Regions from separate parts of the Homo sapiens genome. Here region 2 is linked to region 1. Evidence: chromatin contacts called from ENCODE Hi-C or POLR2A ChIA-PET data. All regions are on one chromosome and are shown on one strand. The core of a region is the stretch at or near the end of the contact, and the rest is flanking DNA. Distances in the headings are between cores, read along the strand shown. Region 1 has its middle 120 kb from the start of USP12-AS1. Region 2 overlaps LOC105370124 (a long non-coding RNA gene).

Region 1 (4,560 bases), core at 1,509-4,008:
CACACGCACACGCAAACACACACAGGCACACACACGCACACACACACGCACACACACACACACATATGCATGCATGTTCTTTAATCTTTCAGTTGTCAGGACCTGGATGTGGGATCCAAGGGCTCTCCCCTACACCTAACCCCCTTTCAGGGCCAGACAATTCCCACGGCCCTTTCAGAACTGGCTCAGAACATAAACCCCGCCTTTCGGGCCCACTTCTGTTCCCTGGTCCTCAACCAGCACAAGATGCTTTCTTCTGTTCATCTGTCATTTTTGGCCTGTCTGAACTTTGAATGTTTGTGATTCCAGAATATTGGATGCCTGCCCGATCAATCTCAGATTTCAAATCAAAACCCATTTTTAAATGCTTCATCACAGTTATTCCACTTCTAAACCCAAGCTTTCCCAGGTCCTTTGACATGGGAGGTGGTAACTTTTCTTAAGGGACACCGAAAAACAGCATCTTTGAATTCCCTAAGGGGAGATCTTGACATATAAAAGGTGCTTGTTCTTTATCACGTGGTTGTTTGCAGTTAGGCCTTTGGTTAAATTTTTGAGGGTTGTTTAACAATAACCAATTACAAAAGATAAATGAGGTTAGCACTGTTATATAAAAGGACAAGTCTCACACAGAACTGGAATCCTCTACTGTAATCTGCTTTTCTGAGCCCTGGATTCAAAGATCTGAAAGTCTTGTGGCTCCCATCATGAGAATGGGGTGTTCCAAGGCAGTCAGCCCAGCTGGTCCCATCTCAGTGAGCCGCCACCACCAATGCACTGGCTCACCAAACTCCGCCTCCTCCCCATCACCCCACCTCCTCATTAAACCAGCACCTCACCTGCACCATCGTGTCTCCTCAAGGCAGACCTGTCTCCTCTGCCCCATTCCCACCAATCGTGCCTCAGTTCCATCTCTTCTTGTCCCACTGAGATTACGATAAAGGGGCCCTGTCTCTCTTTGTCTCTCTGTCTCTGTCAATCTCTCTCTCTCTCTCTCTCTCTCTCTCTCTCTCTCTCTCTCTCTCATCTGTGTGTGTTGTTCCTGGTGGATTGCTCTATAACACAAACCTGCTTCACATCCTCAGGAGCCCCCTAAGCACCTTCAGGATGCAAGGCTGATCCAGGGACCCCACTGGCCTCTGCCCACCCTCCCAGGTCCCCACCTCACAAACAGCTCACAGGATGTACACGACTCGCTCCTGTTGGAGCCACACCAGCAACTCCCTCTGCTTGTGTTTTAAAATATAGGTCATATTATTTTTCAGGTATGGTGAAGCCAATAGATCAGGAGACAACTGCTACTGAAAAGATAGCTGTGACAGATCCCGGCGGGGTGGAGATTGGGCACGCCACGCCACACAGGAAGCACCGGGGTTGCCTGGTGGCAGAGGCAGCAGGGAATACGTGGGCCAAGAGCCTTTCCTGTGGTTTCCATGGGAAGGAATGGGTGAGGGGGAGTGAGCAGGCTCAGGATTGGCTGGCTTGAGTGATTGCAGTGAGCTCTAGGGCACAGGCGCTGTCCCCAGCTGCTCGGTGCCTGGCTCTGGGGTGATCAGGGCAGGGGACTAAGGCCCTGGAATGGGAAAGCTCACACTAGCTCCTGGCCGCATCATTTGCTTTCTCTAGGAATCAGCTAACCCTGGTAGGAGCAGTCCCTTCCAGGTCAGCAAGTCCCCAGATGTCAAAGCATCCAATACGGAGATTAGAAAACATAGTTCACACAGCCTAGAGCATCTTTCCTTCGGCCCTGGCAAAAGGTGGGCAGAGTGGCACAGCGGAGGCTCGGGCGGCTCCCATGGCAGGCCAGCTAGGTACCCTCTCTGAACCTTGGTTCCCCTTCTATAGAGGAGGTCATGAGACAAGAGGAGGGGGAAGTGCCCAGCACAGTGCTTGGCACATGGCACTGAGTGAGTGCCAGTGTCCCCCCTTCCACCTGCGTCCTTCTGAGAAACAGCTGAGCTGCTCCTTCCCTGGGGATGTGCTTCTGCCCCTCGGTCTGGGTTCTTTGCTCCCCTCAGGCCCGGCGCTTGCCTCTGTTGCAGATTGAATGTGGCTGTGTGTCTGTCTATCTCCCCCACTGGACAAGGAGAGGGCAGGAACAGGTCATCCAGATCTGAATCCCAAGGGCCCATCACAGAGCCTGGCTCCTGGTTAAAGAGGCTTGCTCAGCTAACATTTGCAAATTTTCACTGTCTCCCAAAAGAATGTTACCTGTGGGCCCCCCTGGGGACAGGCCTCCTCTTTCCCCCCACCCCCACCCCCCGGGGCCTCCCTACTTTCCTCTGCGGGAAGTCACACCAAGCCATTAGCAGCGCGCCGCCTCCCGGGGCGGCACCAGCTGGAGAGGCCGCCTTTCAGCTCAGGAATTGATTTCCCAAGCACACCCCAGCATGTGTGCACACCAGAGACGCCTGGAGTGCTCCTGCTAAGGAGGAAAGCCGCCGTGCCGCACCTGCTGGGAAACGAGGACCTTTCTTGTCACCTCTGCCTCCCCTAGCAGCATCCCAGGCGCAGACCTGGACAGCTGGCTCCCGCACCTGCCCTGGGAGTGCTCCCGGCAGCAACGGCCCATGCTTTTCCAGGCTGAAGCCAACCAGGTTTCACTGAAGATCTCAGTGCATAGAAACGGATGGCATAGCACCTAGCAAGGAAGAACTACCCCATTTTTAATAACTGCTTAATGAGAAAGTGCCATTAACTGCACATAGTCTCCGTTGGTTTAACCAGCCGAGTGCCGAGTGCTGAGTGCCGAGCGCTGAGTGCCGAGCGCTGAGTGCCGCCCAGCCCCGCCCTCCTTAGGCTTGCTTACCACTCCTCCCTGCCCCTCACCCCATGGCCAGCGCCTGGGCTGCTCTGGGGGCATTCACAGGTGGGCTCCGGTTATGGAGAAGGCTGGTGCGGGGCTTCCAGCTCCAGGGACTTGTAGTTGTGGGGTCTTCTCTTTGCCACAGATTCCCTCCTCTGCTGTTGTGGGGCTTGTGACATTTATTCATGGGAAAGAGAGAGGAGATAGGAGGAGGTGGGGAGGGGACCGTGCAGCTGCTTCTGAAATGTGTGCTCTCTGGAGGGCGAGGAGCTGGGACGGAGGGAGAGACAGCTGCCGAGACAGCAGGCGTTCTAATTCCCTGATCCCACACCTGGCTTCCCGCCACATCAGTGCCTCCGATGCCTGGAGCCCTCGTGGGGGAGGCCACGGCAGCAAGGAGCAGGTTGGCAAAGCGACATTCATTCTGTCTTCTAAAAACACTCGTTCAGCTCTTTACATGGGCTGGACAGTGAGGATACAAAGAGCAAAAATAGATTTTCCTCACTGCACTTGGGTGCTAGCTGAAGAGTCAAATAAGTAATGATGCAAATAAAATGTGACACAGCATGCCTGATTCAACCTGGAGGGGACAGGGAGGCTTCCTGATGGAGGTGATGCCTTACCTCAGTCTTGAAGGAGACATGCGTTAGCCACATGAAAAAGAGAGGAAGGAGAGAACTGACCATCCAAAGGAACAAGACAAAAGGATACTGCATAACAAGAAAACTACTATACCTACGCCAAATATTTACAAAGCTTAGTCTGTAGATCCAAAGCAAGTCACATCAATTATATTAAGGTGCTCCCCAATGCAAAAAACAGAACGCCCAGCTAAATGTCACTCAAACTGGTGCTTTTCAAACTTCAGTGTGCACGCGAATCACCAGGAATCTTGATGAAGTAAAGACTCTGATTGGGAAGACCAGGGGTGGGGCCTGAGATTTTGCACGAGTTTGTTAGAAATGCAGAATCTAATTAATAACATAATTGGCCAGTACAACTGATGATACGACTGATGTGAGCTGTGGACCACACTTTGGGAAGCAAGGATCAAACATCAAGAAGTCTGATCTCTGGCCTGGCGTGGTGGCTCACGCCTGTAATCCCAGCATTTTGGGAAGCCTAGGTGGGTGGATCACCTTAGATCAGGAGTTTGAGACCACCCTGGCCAACATGGTGAAACCCCGTCTCTACTAAAAATACAAAAATTAGCCATATGGTGGAGCGCACCTGTGATCCCAGCTACTCAGGAGGCTGAGGCAAGACAAATGCTTGAACCAGGGAAGAGGACATTGCAGTGAGCTGAGATCACACCACTGCACTCCAGCCTGGGTGACAGAGTGAGAATTTGTCTCCAAAATAAATAAATAAATAAATAAATAAAGTCTGTTCGAGACCAGCCTGGCCAACATGGTGAAACCCTGACTTGAACCCCTGACCTCAAGGGATCTGCCCACCTTGGCCTCCCAAAGTGCTAGGATTGCAGGCGTGAGCCACCACACCTGGTCTCAATAATATTATTTAAAATCTTCAGGTTAAACATGTTTAGCAAGAGTACTTCAGAGGTGATACACGGCCTCGCATCAGCAGGTACATAATATCAGGTTGCCCCTGTTTCAGTGATGCTGTGTTTTGATAACTTGGTAAAGTGGTGACTGCCAAAACTTTCCATTATAAAAATGCATTTTTCCTTTTGCAATTAGTGAGCAATTTACAGGGTGATACATTGGCATCATACAAATATCCTCTTCTTT
Region 2 (4,560 bases), core at 570-3,069, 36 kb after region 1:
TGGCTCTTCCTGAAATGCATCAGCCCAGGCCCAACTCGGGGCTTCCCCTCAGAGGTCCTTCTGCCCCATATCTCGGCCTAGCTCCCCAGCCCTCACTTGATTTCCATCTCTGCTCCAATGCTTCCTCTTTAGAGAGATGCTCACCACATCAGCCTCTTCACCCATCACTGTCTCTCCACCTACCTGCACAGGGCATCCACGTGCATGATGCAATGTATCACATATGACAGAGTACATATTTGTCTGCTGCGGGCTCCTTCCCTAGAATGGAAATCCTAAGAGGGCAGGGGCCTTGTTGGTTTCATTCATTTCTGCATTCCCAGAACGTAGAATACCAACACATAGCAGACACCCAATAAAATAGGCATCGGATGAATGAATCAATGATAAAAAAATTATATAAATAGTTTAAACATTTTATTTTAACTTAAAACACACATATGGAAATTCACTTGCCAGTATTTTGAGTGGGGCCAAAGCCTTTCTTTGAGTGTGGTGCCTCCACTAGGGAGCTTGCCCCCTTTTTTGCATAAATTCCACCTAGAAAGCATTCGCCACAATTTCAAATGTTAATGTCTTTTTTTTTTTTTTTTTTTTTTTTGAGATGGAGTCTCACTCTGTCGACCAGGCTGGAGCTCAGTGGCATGATCTTGGCTCACTGCAACTTCCACCTCCTGGGTTCAAGCGATTCTCCTGCCTCAGCCTCCCGAGTAGCTGGGACTGCAGGCACGCACCACTACACCTGGCTAATTTTTGTGTTTTTAGTAGAGACGGGGTTTCACCATGTCTCGAACTCCTGACCTTAGGTGATCCACACACCTCAGTCTCCCAAAGTGCTGGGATTACAGGCATGAACCACTGCCAAATGTAAATTTCTTTTCTTTTCTTTTCTTTTCTTTTTTTTTTTTTTGAGATGGAGTCTCACTCTGTCGCCCAGGCTGGAGTGCAGTGGCACGATCTCGGCTCACTGCAACCTCCACCTCCTGGGTTCAAGTGATTCTCCTGCCTCAGCCTCCTGAGTAGCTGGTACTACAGGCACGCACCACTACACCTGGCTAATTTTTGTATTTTTGGTAAAGACGGGGTTTCACCATGTCTCAAACTCCTGACCTTAGGTGATCCGCACACCTCAGCCTGGCAAAGTGCTGGGATTACAGGCATGACGGCATGAACCACTGCCAAATGCTAATTTCTTTTTTCTTTTTCTTTTCTTTTTTTTTTTTTTTTTTTTTTTGAGATGGAGTCTCGCTCTGTTGCCCAGGCTGGAGTGCAGTGGCACAATCTCGGCCCACTACAACCTCTGCCTCCCGGGTTCAAGCGATTCTTCTGCCTCAGCCTCCCGAGTAGTTGGGATCACAGGTACGCGCCACCACACCCGGCTAATTTTTGTATTTTTAGTAGAGATGGGGTTTCACCATATTGGCCAGGCTGGTTTCGAACTCCTGATCTTGTGATCCGTCTGCCTTAGTCTCCCAAAGTGCTGGGATTACAGGCGTGAGCCACCGTGCCCAGCCCAAATGTTAATTTCTTTAAAGAAGCATCATAAGATCTTAAAGACTCATGAAAAGCAATTTCAGCACAGAGGCCTTCCTTATTTTCATTATATTCCCCTAATCTTCCGTACACTTAATTGAAAGCAAATGTTTAAGTCAATTTGCCCTTAGTGAGTCTTTCTAAATCATTCAACTTAGTTTTCAAGAAACAACTTTCTTTTTGTGCTCATTATATTGGTTTACATAATTTGCTTACATAATCTGTAATTAAATGACTGAATCACAATAACATGTATTACAGGCATAAGCTGATGTAGGGACAAACACCACTCAACTCAAAAGCGTGCAGCTGAGCAGGAAAACTGCCTGTGGTCACCGGGCCATGGGGATCTGCTGGCACATTTGCTCCATGAGTCAGCTTAGAAGAGGTTGGATGACAGAGCTGGTTCTGTAGTATGCAAATCCTGGATACAGGCACATGCTCATTCTGATGCGGACTGGCATGCCACCCACAGAAAAGAATAGGAAAAGCAAAATTAGAGCGCGAAATGCGACAAGGATCCAAACAAGAAATTTCCCTCAGCCTTTCCCAGCCAAGGAAAATTCCTGCATGAGAAGGAACTGAAGTAAATATAAGGAAGGAAGGAACTGAAGTAAATATAAGGAAGGAAGGAACTGAAGTAAATATAAGGAGGGAAGGAACTGAAGTAAATATAAGGAGGGAAGGAACTGAAGTAAATATAAGGAAGGAACTGAGTAAATATAAGGAAGGAAGGAACTGAAGTAAATATAAGGAAGGAACTGAAGTAAATATAAGGAAGGAAGGAACTGAAGTAAATATAAGAGCCACAGTGAATGTCGGGTTTCTAGACATAGAATTGGCCTGTATCATTAGTAAGCTGAACTTGGTTTTCATTTTTTTTTTTTTCTGTCCCCCAGGCTGGAGTGCAGTGGCATGATCTCGGCTCACTGCAACCTCCGCCTCCTGGGTTCAGGCAGTTTTCCTGCCTCAGCCTCCCAAGTAGCTGAGATTACAGGCATGCACCACCACACCCGGGTAATTTTTGTATTTTTAGTAGAGATGGGGTTTCGCCATGTTGCAGAGGCTGGGCTGGAACTGCTGACCTCAGGTGATCCGCCCACCTTGGCCTCCCAAAGTGCTGGGATTACAGGTGTGAGCCACCACGCCTGGCCTGGTTTTCATTCTTGAGTAAGAATGACTGTAATGTCATTCTCAATTTCTCTGTGGTCCTTTCAATCCTGCACAAATTAATACCTCCAGGTATTTTTACAAACAGGCTTCTGAACCCAGAGTGAGTCCTCACTTTTAATTCTTGTTTTCCTGACTTAGTAACTTTATCCAGCCCAGGTGTCACCATCATGGGTTCTTCTGTTCATTTGTCCATCAGACCCCCATGGAAAACATTGGCCCACCTGTGGATCTCAACAACGCTCCCTCCTGTCTCTCAAGGACACCCTCTTCTAAGGTCTTCACTGCTGGGGTCCTGACCTTCACACACACATTTGCCACAGGGCATTGTCATTGTCATCATCATCCTCCCTCCGTCCCTCCCAGATGCACGGGCTCCAGAAGCCCGGCAACTCCTCCCTGCTGCACCCTGGTCAGACAGGCAAGGGCGGGATCAGGTCGCAGGTGCTAAAGGCAAAGCCAAATGTTCATGATCCTGCAGACATTTTAGTTACAGCCTTCAAGGCCACAATGCCCCCTGGAACGAAACAGGTGACGGTCAAGGCCAAGTCCCTTCCTCTTGGGCATGCACATGAAAACTTGTGACACCTGCCTTTCATCCAAGCCCAGCTAAGGCTCACAGCACCCCGCTTTCTGGCACACTAGCAAGTTGTTTTGTAAGATGCAGATTTGGGCGGGGCCTATTGTTTGGACTCACAGTATGGGATCCATTTCTAAATGGCCTGATGATAGCAGAACCACAAAACCAAGAGTGAAGGGATCACTGGAAAGCGTCAATCACTCTAAGGGGGAAAAGGTTTTCCAGGCCTGAGAGTTGTGGCTGACTTGAATGAAGCTCCTGACATGACATAACGTGACCGTGGTGGGCAGAAAGGGGGACGGACAGGGAGACCCGGAGCACATGGAAAGGGTTGCCCTAGCAGCAAAACCCGGATCTGCCCATGTGGACTCCGTTCATGGGTGAGAAAGGACCCCCATGGGAGCAAAGGAGCACCCAGCCTGCCTGAAGGCACACCCCCTTTATGGGCCGTCAAACCAGATGCCAGATAACATGCAAACCATACAACCACTTCCTCTGCTCTGTCATTGTGATCATCTTCCTTTGGAGTCTGCTTTAAGAGAGAATATGCTGTTCAGGCCAATGCAAATACTTAGTCTGTGGGACAGCTATATTTTTCATGATAAATTACCAAGATGACACTCACTCTCAGCATGAATTACCTCGAGGGCTCTGATGAGATGCTTTCTGGACTGGGCAGTGCAAAAGCCAGACCCCAGACCTTTGTAACCCCCACCCCCAGGGTAAATACCTCTGCGAGACTTCATGAAGGCTGGCCAGCTAGTCCCAGCTGAGGATCCGCGGCAGTGCTGCTCAGCCCTGGCTGTGCACAACATCCGTGCGTAAGAGGATGTGGACACCCAGCCTCACCCCAGCCCAGTTAAAATCAGAGTCTTTAAGAAGTGAGCCGGAACAACAGCTTTTCTTAAAAGCTTCCCAGAAGATTCTAGTGAGCAGCAAAAGTCGAGAACCATGGGCTTAGTGTACCTAACTGATGGAGCCCTCAGATGCTGGAACCTATGTGAACAGTCTTCGGTTTTGTATTAGGCTAATAAGCACTTGTAACATTATTAGTTACCATATACTGAGGGCCTAATATGTGCTAAGCACTGTTATATACTTTCACATTCAGTATGTGAAGACATAAAAACAACTCTGTACAGTGGCTATTGTTACCCCATTTCAAAATGTTTTATTTTAAGAAAACAGGCTCAGAAAGATTAAGTAACTTGAAACAAAATTTGCACAGCTGATTAAGCAGAGAAACTAGTATCTAAATCCAGCCTCCGATTCCAAAA

What was found. A loop is a pair of places that touch in the nucleus more often than their neighbours do. ChIA-PET counts read pairs that join two places held with the same protein, here RNA polymerase II (POLR2A). Pooled maps may share reads with other maps.
Region 2: a loop to region 1 is called in a map of dorsolateral prefrontal cortex, with 2.8 times the contacts of the local background. The contact joins two enhancer-like sites. A Hi-C loop is called at or near these places in 5 of 168 maps with a recorded cell type or tissue (aorta, astrocyte of the cerebellum, dorsolateral prefrontal cortex and 2 more), 3 of 37 single-sample maps with no recorded cell type and 8 of 50 pooled maps. POLR2A ChIA-PET finds 5 or more read pairs at or near these places in 14 of 52 experiments (AG04450, BJ, Caco-2 and 10 more).

The regions. Positions count from the first base shown.
Region 1 is chr13:27,004,278-27,008,837 of GRCh38, forward strand. No RefSeq gene overlaps it. Among named protein-coding and RNA genes, the nearest start is that of USP12-AS1, 120 kb to the right of the region's middle. Within about 2 kb of position 2,759, at least 5 of the 41 ENCODE cell types and tissues checked have a DNase peak (open chromatin) inside an H3K27ac peak, as active enhancers do; they include dorsolateral prefrontal cortex, where a contact is called at or near this core.
Region 2 is chr13:27,041,317-27,045,876 of GRCh38, forward strand. LOC105370124 (a long non-coding RNA gene) reads right to left here. Exons shown (of 2, transcript XR_941767.3): 2 at 4,430-4,560. Among named protein-coding and RNA genes, the nearest start is that of USP12-AS1, 82 kb to the right of the region's middle. Within about 2 kb of position 1,820, at least 6 of the 41 ENCODE cell types and tissues checked have a DNase peak (open chromatin) inside an H3K27ac peak, as active enhancers do; they include dorsolateral prefrontal cortex, where a contact is called at or near this core.